Regions from separate parts of the Homo sapiens genome. Here regions 1 and 3 are each linked to region 2. A link is a contact called in ENCODE Hi-C or POLR2A ChIA-PET data. All regions are on one chromosome and are shown on one strand. Each heading gives the region's core, a stretch centred on a gene start or an enhancer-like site at or near the end of the contact. The rest is flanking DNA. Distances are from core to core; before and after follow the strand shown. Region 1 holds the start of PLPP2 (phospholipid phosphatase 2). Region 2 has its middle 5.3 kb from the start of CIMAP1D. Region 3 has its middle 24 kb from the start of PLPP2.

Evidence for each region. A loop is a pair of places that touch in the nucleus more often than their neighbours do. ChIA-PET counts read pairs that join two places held with the same protein, here RNA polymerase II (POLR2A). Pooled maps may share reads with other maps.
Region 1: a loop to region 2 is called in a map of heart left ventricle, with 2.6 times the contacts of the local background. The contact joins the promoter of PLPP2 here to the enhancer-like site in region 2. A Hi-C loop is called at or near these places in 5 of 168 maps with a recorded cell type or tissue (PC-9, chondrocyte, dorsolateral prefrontal cortex and 1 more) and 13 of 50 pooled maps. POLR2A ChIA-PET finds 5 or more read pairs at or near these places in 3 of 52 experiments (H1, WTC11 and activated B cell).
Region 3: a loop to region 2 is called in a pooled map, with 3 times the contacts of the local background. The contact joins two enhancer-like sites. A Hi-C loop is called at or near these places in 1 of 168 maps with a recorded cell type or tissue (dorsolateral prefrontal cortex) and 6 of 50 pooled maps. POLR2A ChIA-PET finds 5 or more read pairs at or near these places in 3 of 52 experiments (HCT116, activated T-cell and naive thymus-derived CD4-positive, alpha-beta T cell).

What each region holds. Positions count from the first base shown.
Region 1 is chr19:290,153-292,652 of GRCh38, reverse strand. PLPP2 (phospholipid phosphatase 2) reads left to right here and starts at 1,250. Exons shown (of 6, transcript NM_003712.4): 1 at 1,250-1,368. The coding sequence starts at 1,317. RefSeq lists enhancers at 1,356-2,053, 2,084-2,500, 2,054-2,500.
Region 2 is chr19:478,908-481,607 of GRCh38, reverse strand. It overlaps a transcript of CIMAP1D not described here. Among named protein-coding and RNA genes, the nearest start is that of CIMAP1D, 5.3 kb to the right of the region's middle. Within about 2 kb of position 1,372, at least 8 of the 41 ENCODE cell types and tissues checked have a DNase peak (open chromatin) inside an H3K27ac peak, as active enhancers do; they include dorsolateral prefrontal cortex and heart left ventricle, where a contact is called at or near this core.
Region 3 is chr19:266,069-268,818 of GRCh38, reverse strand. No RefSeq gene overlaps it. Among named protein-coding and RNA genes, the nearest start is that of PLPP2, 24 kb to the left of the region's middle. RefSeq lists a silencer at 1,216-1,295 and an enhancer at 1,456-1,585. Within about 2 kb of position 1,303, at least 12 of the 41 ENCODE cell types and tissues checked have a DNase peak (open chromatin) inside an H3K27ac peak, as active enhancers do; they include dorsolateral prefrontal cortex, where a contact is called at or near this core.

The sequences.
Region 1 (2,500 bases), core at 1-2,500, 190 kb after region 2:
TGCCCCACGTGCAGGTGTCTGACCATCCGGGAAGCAGGGTCGAGGAGCTCCCAGTTGAAGTCCAGTTGCTGAGACGCACCCTGTTTTGGTGTTGCTGGGGCAGGGGGCTGATGGTGGTGCTGAACGGGTTTTAGAGGAGGGTCAGGGTGGCAGCGGATCTGGGGCCCAGCAGCCTTGTTTCTGACCCCAGGCCTGCCACTTCCCATTTAAGTGACCGTGAGTGGCAGAGGTCAAGGCTGGACTCCGGAAACGTGGGTCTGACACTCCTGAGGCCTCCCGGATGGTCCCAGCCGAAAGGACCCAGTGTGGGTCCCTTGGGCCTGGGTTTCCCTGGCTCAGGTGCCCTCAATCCCCAGGCACCCTCAGCTCAGGGCTCCCCACGACCTGGTGGGGGCACAGACCCCGGCGCCATTTCATGGGGTTCCCAGCTCCTGGCGCCCCCGTGCTCTTCTGTGAAATGGGACAGCAAGTGCGCTGATAGGAACGGTGCCTGGGCACAGGGCTGCGCCTGGACACCCTACGCCGTCGCAAGGTGGGTGCCGAGGAACTCGAGCTTCTAACGTGCCAGGGGTCCAAGGACGCGCCAGGATTTTGAGTATTAGGAGAAAAGAAACTCCTGAAATGAAGCCACGTCGCCCCTTCCACTTTAAGGTGCCTCCTGCTGTCGGAGTTTCCAGGCGCACACGGCGCGGCTGCCACTCCCTGAGGAGGAAAGTCGGGAACCGTCCCGCGGGGCCGGTCCCGCCGCTGCTCGTCCTCCTTCTCCACGTCCCCGCCCGGGGCTCCGCCGGCCCGACCCGCGGGGAACCTCCAGCCTCTGAGGACCTCACGCCGCTCGGAGACCCGCACAGCCCGGGTCAGGGCCGGGACTCCGGGCGGACGAGGTCCCCGTGGCGCCCGCACGCTCGCCCCACCCGCTCTTTTGGGCGCCGCGGCCAGGCGGGGGCAGAGTCCGCGCGGTCCCGGGTCCGCCGCGCCCCGCCCCCCCCGCTGCTCCCCTGCCCGCCGCTGCCGTCCCCCCTCCCTCCTCCCCTCCCCCCCTTCTTCCCTTCCCTCCCCCTCCCCCCTCCCCTCCCCGCCCCTAGCCCTCCCCTCCTCCCCTCCCCCTCCCTCCTCCCCTCCCCGCCCCTAACCCTCCCTCCTCCCCTCCCCTCCCCTCCTCACCTCTCCCCTCGTGCCCTCCCCGCCCCTCCCCTCCTCCCCTTCCCGCCCCTCCCCTCCTCTCCGCGCGGGGCGGGCTCCGCGCCACGTGACTCCGCGGCCGGGCCGGGACGCGACGGGACGCGCTGGGACCGGCGTCGGGGGTCGCGGGGACCATGCAGCGGAGGTGGGTCTTCGTGCTGCTCGACGTGCTGTGCTTACTGGTCGGTAAGAGCCTTGGGGACCCGGGTGTTGGGGGGACCCTCCCGGGACGGACACGCCCCCGGCTGCGCGCAAGTTTGCAGGGGAACGCGGAGGCTGCGCGCCCTCGTCCCTCCGAGGACCCTGGAGGCGGGGACCTCGCGTGAGGACCAGACCTCCCTCCGCGCCCCGCACTGCGCGCGCCCTCCCAGGCTCGGGGGTCCCCGCGTCCCAGGCCCAGGGGGATGGGGGTCGCGAGAGGCCCGGGGAGCCGGGGCCAGCATCCCCCGCCCCGGCAGCAGGAAGTCTGTGCGGAGGGGCCGCGCGCGCGCCTCCATCCCGCCCCGCCTGGCCTGGGAGGTGAGTCACGCGGGCCCGGGAGGTGGGGGCGGCCGCGGGTTACCCCGGCAGGACGTCCGCGCCTCCGCCCCTGGGGTGGGCGCTCCCGCTGCGCGCGGAGAGGGCTGACCCTCGGTCCTGGCACCCGGTGCGTCGGCGGGATTCGAACCCGTGCACGTGCGGGGAGGCCCAGCCGCCCTGCTGGCTCGGGCGGGGGAGACACTGGGGATGAAGGCTGGGTCCCAGGCTTCGGGTGAACGGGGTGGCGGGGGGCCGGGAGGCCAGGAGAACCAAACCTGTCCGGCGGGTTTGCGGGCCACACTGGCGGAATGGGCATCCCGAGGCCCCCCTCCCGCAGGGTCCCGGGAACAAAGGCCGAGTGTTTGCTCTGTGGCTGCACAGACAATGGCCCTGGAATTCTATCTCTGGGGGGTGCCCTCCTCCCCAACGTGTTTCCTGCTTCTCTGCCATCTCACAGCAGAGGCCAAGTCCTCTTACCTCCGGAAGGAGACCCTTTTTTAGGGTGGGCCAGGTGACAGCAAGAAGTCCCTGTGGGTGTCTGCCAGCCCGTGGTACCATTTCCTGAGCACCTATGGTGTTATTTATGTAAACATTTAGGTGGCACTTTCTGTATGCCAGGAACTAAGCAACATGCAAATAACAAACATTTCCCTTACAACAGCCTGTGAGGGAGGTGCTGAGTCACCTGCCGGAGGTCACACAGCAGCGGGAGGTACAGCCGAGATGGGGTTGGCTGTTGCTGCTGTGTGCCAGGGGTGGTGGCCAGGCCGAGTGCACCTCTATGCTGGAAGCTTGAGCA
Region 2 (2,700 bases), core at 123-2,622:
TTGTCCTTCCCATCATCCTTCTCCATCATCCTTCCCACCATCCTTCCCATCATCCTTCTCCATCATCCTCCATCATCCTTCCCCATCATCCTTCCCCATCATCCTTCCCATCATCCTTCCCATCATCCTTCCCCATCATCCTTCCCATCATCCTTCCCCATCATCCTTCCCCATCATCCTTCTCCATCATCCTTCCCATCATCCTTCCCCATCATCCTTCCCACATTCCTTCTCCATCATCGTTCTCCATCATCCTTCCCATCATCCTTCTCCATCATCCTTCTCCATCATCGTTCTCCATCATCCTTCCCATCATCCTTCCCATCATACTTTCCCATCATCTTTTCCCATCATCCTTCCCATCATCCTTCCCATCATCCTTCCCCATCATCCTTCTCATCATCCTTCCCCATCATCCTTCCCACATTCCTTCTCCATCATCCTTCCCATCATCCTTCCCATCATCCTTCCCCATCATCCTTCCCACATTCCTTCTCCATCATCGTTCTCCATCATCGTTCTCCATCATCCTTCCCATCATCCTTTCCATCATCCTTCCCCATCATCCTTCCCACATTCCTTCTCCATCATCATTCTCCGTCATCGTTTTCCATCATCGTTCTCCATCATCCTTCCCCATCATCCTTCCCACATTCCTTCTCCATCATCCTTCCCATCATCCTTCCCCATCATCCTTCCCACATTCCTTCTCCATCATCGTTCTCCATCATCGTTTTCCATCATCGTTCTCCATCATCCTTCCCATCATCCTTTCCATCATCCTTCCCCATCATCCTTCCTACATTCCTTCTGCATCATCATTCTCCATCATCGTTTTCCATCATCGTTCTCCATCATCGTTCTCCATCATCCTTCCCATCATCCTTCCCACATTCCTTCTCCATCATCGTTCTCCATCATCGTTCTCCATCATCCTTCTCCATCATCCTTCTCCATCATCCTTACCATCATCCTTCCCCATCATCCTTCCCATCATCCTTCCCCATCACCTTCCCACATTCCTTCTCCATCATCGTTCTCCATCATCGTTCTCCATCATCCTTCCCCATCATCCTTCCCCATCATCCTTCCCCATCATCCTTCTCCATCATCCTTACCATCATCCTTCCCCATCATCCTTCCCATCATCCTCCCCTATCATCCTTCCTGTCATCCATCCTCATCATCCTTCCCAGCATGTGACGCCCTCTCCCGGCACCGCCCACGTTTTGCTCTCCCAGATGTCACCAGAGGGCGCTTGTGAGCTCTGATTGGGACGCGTCCCTGCTCACACGTCACCCGTGTCCCCACAGTCCACAGGCCGTGCAGGACCCGCCGCATCGGCTTCCTCCCGGCTCCTCTTCTCCTTGCTCACGCTGCTCCAGCTGCACGGGCCTCGTCGCTGTTTCTCCTACACACCAGGCAGGTCCTGCCCCAGGGCCTCTGTGCGTGCAGTTCCTGTCAGCCTGGAATGCCTCGCCCGCCTCCCGAGTTCGGCTTCTCCTCTGGTCTCTGCTGGAGCGTGACCTTCTCCGCGAGGCTCCCGACCTCCCAGTTCACATCGCAGACGCTCACACCACCAACCACCCTGTGGCTGACCGCCACAGTTACTGCCTGAGACCGTCATTATAAGACTGAACGAAGGGACAAACGTAGAAAATGATAACAAGAAACAAAGGAAACTTTTAAATAGAAATAAAAACTTAAAAGTAACTATTTTAAAGGAAGGGCAACGTGGGGAAGAAGAAGAGAGAAGGAAAGAGAGAAGAAGGGGCCGGGCATGGTGGCTCACGCCTGTCATCCCAGCACTTTGGGAGGCCGAGGCAGGCGGATCACAAGGTCAGGAGATCGAGACCAGCCTGGCCAACATGGAGAAACCCCCGTCTCTACTAAAAATACAAAATTAGCCGGGCACGGTGGCTCACGCCTGTAATCCCAGCACTTTGGGAGGCCGAGGCAGGCGGATCACGAGGTCAGGAGATCGAGACCAGCCTGGCCAACATGGAGAAACCCCGTCTCTACTAAAAATACAAAAATTAGCCGGGCGTGGTTGCGCACGCCTGTAATCCCAGCTACGCGAGAGGCTGAGGCAGGAGGATCACTTGAACCTGGGAGACAGAGGTTGCAGTGAGCTGAGATGGCGCCACTGCACTCCAGCCTGGGCGACAAGGGTGAAACTCCATCCCCCCCCCCCCCAAAAAAAAAAAAAGAGAAAAAGAAGAAGAAAAGGGCTCCCTGCTCCTAGTGAGCAAAGGCAGCTTCCTGAGCTTCTACAGCCCTTAGTATTTATTGGGTAACAAGAGCAGAGAGGAGGAGGTAACGATTGAGCAGCTGCTTAATTGATCACAGGTTCATATTGTTACTGACGGGCTTCAATTATGCCTAATCGTAGGAAACATTTGTGCCTGGGTGGTGATGGCCCTCAGCAGCCCTTCTGCACGGCAGACGCAGTTTGTCAGTTTGCCAACATTCTGCATTTACGAGAACAGTTTGCTGTCTACTCATATAGCCCCCCAGTGGTATACTGAGTTGATCACGGCCCTCACTCTTTCGGCCTCCAACACCCCCTTCGCCCACGTTTCCTCCATAGCGCGACGTGCCCTCTGCACTCACGTAAGTTTCACTTATCTGCCTGCCTGTCTCCAAGGGAAAGGGAGGACGAGGAACTTGTGTGTTTTGTCCTCTCCCGTTTTCCCAGCA
Region 3 (2,750 bases), core at 54-2,553, 210 kb after region 2:
ATTTTAATAAAGTCCCCGTTATTGTTTTGTTTTCTTTTGTGGGTTGGCTTTTGGTGTATTGCATCTAGAAACTCATCACCCAAACCAAGGCCATGCAGATATTTTTCTCGGCTTTCTTCTATAACTTTCACAACTTTGCACTTGAAAATTTAAGTCTATGGACTATTTTGAGTGAATTTTTGGATAAAATACAAGGTTTTTGTCTCCATTCATTTCTTTCCCCTATGGTTTGCAATTGTTCTGTTGTCTTTTGTGGAACAGACTTCTCTTTCTCCACTGAGTTGCCTTTGTCCGTTTGACAAAGTCAGTTGGCTTGAGTCTGTTTGGGGGCTCTCTGTTCTGTCCCACTTATCTATGTGTCTAACCGCTTCACCACTGCCACGCTCTCTTCATTACTGTGGCTTTAGGGTGAGTGTTCAGATCCAGATGTGTGAGGTCTTTAACTTTGTTCTCCTTCAGTCTTATTTCATCCATTCTGGGTTTAGGAACAGTTTGTCGATATCTTTGCCTGGAATTTAACTGGGATTTGGCTGAATCTATAGATCGATTTGGAAAGAATTGTCACCTTCACAATAATGAGTGTACTTCTCCTAAATAAGGAACATCTCTGCATTTACTTATACCTCTTTTGGTTTCTCTCAACTGTGATTCATGGTTTTCCGAATGCATGTTTGCACACCTTTTGTTACGCTGATACTTAATGGATTCAGCTTCAGGGGTGCTATTGTAAATGGTATTTTAATATTTCTAGTTCCAATTATTTCCATCCATTATTGGTGATATGAAGAAACTCAACTGACTTTTGCCTACTGGACATCTTTTTTAGTTTTTATTTTATTTATTTTATTTTTTTGAGACGGAGTTTCACTCTTGTTGCCCAGGCCGGAGTGCAATGGTGCAGCTCACCGAAACCTCCGCCTCCTGGGTTCAAGCGATTCTCCTGCCTCAGACTCCCGAGTAGCTGGGATTACAGGCATGCGCCACCACGCCCAGCTAATTTTGTATTTTTAGTAGAGACAGGGTTTCTCCACGTTGGTCAGGCTGGTCTCAAACTCTCGACCTCGGGTGATCCGCCCGCCTCGGCCTCCCAAAGTGCTGGGTTTACACGCGTGAGCTACCGCGCCCGGGCCATCTTTTTTAGTTTTTAAAATCTCCATCCGTTCCGATCAAGGCACGGGATGGTGGCCTCGATTTCAGTTGACATTTCCGAAATCACGGCCTGCAGTCATCCGAACGCTGATTTTCAGAGACTCCCCAGGACTGCCGCGAGGGGGCGCCCGGCTCCCGCCCAACCTGGAGCACGCGCGGGAACCGCGGCGGATCCGCACTCGTCGCCCCGGGGCGTCGACCGGGAAGACGGAGCCACGGTCTCTTCAGGACCCGCCCGGGAGCGGCCGCGGTTCGGGACACCCGGTCACCAGGTGAGAGGAGGAGGAAAAGGCGTCCTGTCCGCGGCCGCGAGTGCTGAGGAGGGAGCGCTGCCGTGGGCCTTACTTCCCTGTCACGGTCTACGCGGCGTGTTGTAAAACGGTGTCCCTTCAGCGGGGCGGGAACTGCGCGTCCTGACAGCGCAGCGCAGCGCAGCGCAGCGCAGCGTGGCCTCCGGATCTGCGCTGGTTCCTGGGGAGAGATCCTGGCGCCGAGAAAGGAGCAACGCGAGCGGCGCCATCGGGACGGCGCGGGTGATGGCTGGGGACCGGCCGGCGCTGCGGAGTCGCCAGCGCTTTCATTCGTGTTGTAATAGCTCATTTGTCTCACAGCACTGAAGTAGTTGAATCAGTATGGAAATATTTAGCAATAGGCATATTCTAACTAGAAACGTAAAGTTTAAATGCATTGTTTATACCTCCCCACACGAAATAACATGTACCAAATCCTAATACAGACGTATGTGCAGATTTAGTTTGAGCATTTGGGGAGGGGATATGATGGCTGCGACCCTTTCCTACACCTGCCAGAGCTGTTCACTGTTACATCCCTGTCCAGGACGTTCTTATGCCAGCATTGTATGTTTCCAACCTAATAATTCCCTAAGCTGGACTGTCTCCATTATTCTTTCAACAAAGGCAAAACAGCTTTTTCCATTGTTCTGACAGTATATTTAACGTGAGCATACTTTATGAGATGATACATTTGTTCATGATGGGCTACTCCTGTTATACAATCAAATATATTTTGATTCTGACACTCTCAATTGTAGTTCAAGTCCAGCGTATTTTCCGAGGAGCATTAATCATTCATTGTATATTTTATTACATAAATAAGGCATGGGTCGTCTTTTATCATTAACTTCATGACTAGCTATATTGACATTATAATTACTTACAAGTTCAACTAAATTTGGAAACATTTCAGAGTTTGGGCTTCCAATAATTATTTGTGATTCTCTAACAGGTAAATTATTTTTTCCCATAAATCCTAGCAACATCTAAAATCACTCAGAATATCCTGCCATTTTTGTTTCTCTAGTTTCATCACATTCTGCAAAGTATCATTGAGGAAATTGACTTTGAATATTCTTAAACTCTTCTGTTTTAGAAAATATCACAATGAAACATTAAATTATCATGGTTACAAATTCTATTCACTTTCTATCTTTGAATACTTTTCCCCCAGTGGCCAATATTGCATTCTGTTGTATTATTGCTAAAAAGCATGCATGGAAAACAAAGACAGGGATATTTTAGAGAAAGTGATCCAGTCACGATGAATCGATTTGCCATTGAAACATTTTTTTTTTTAAATCTTGG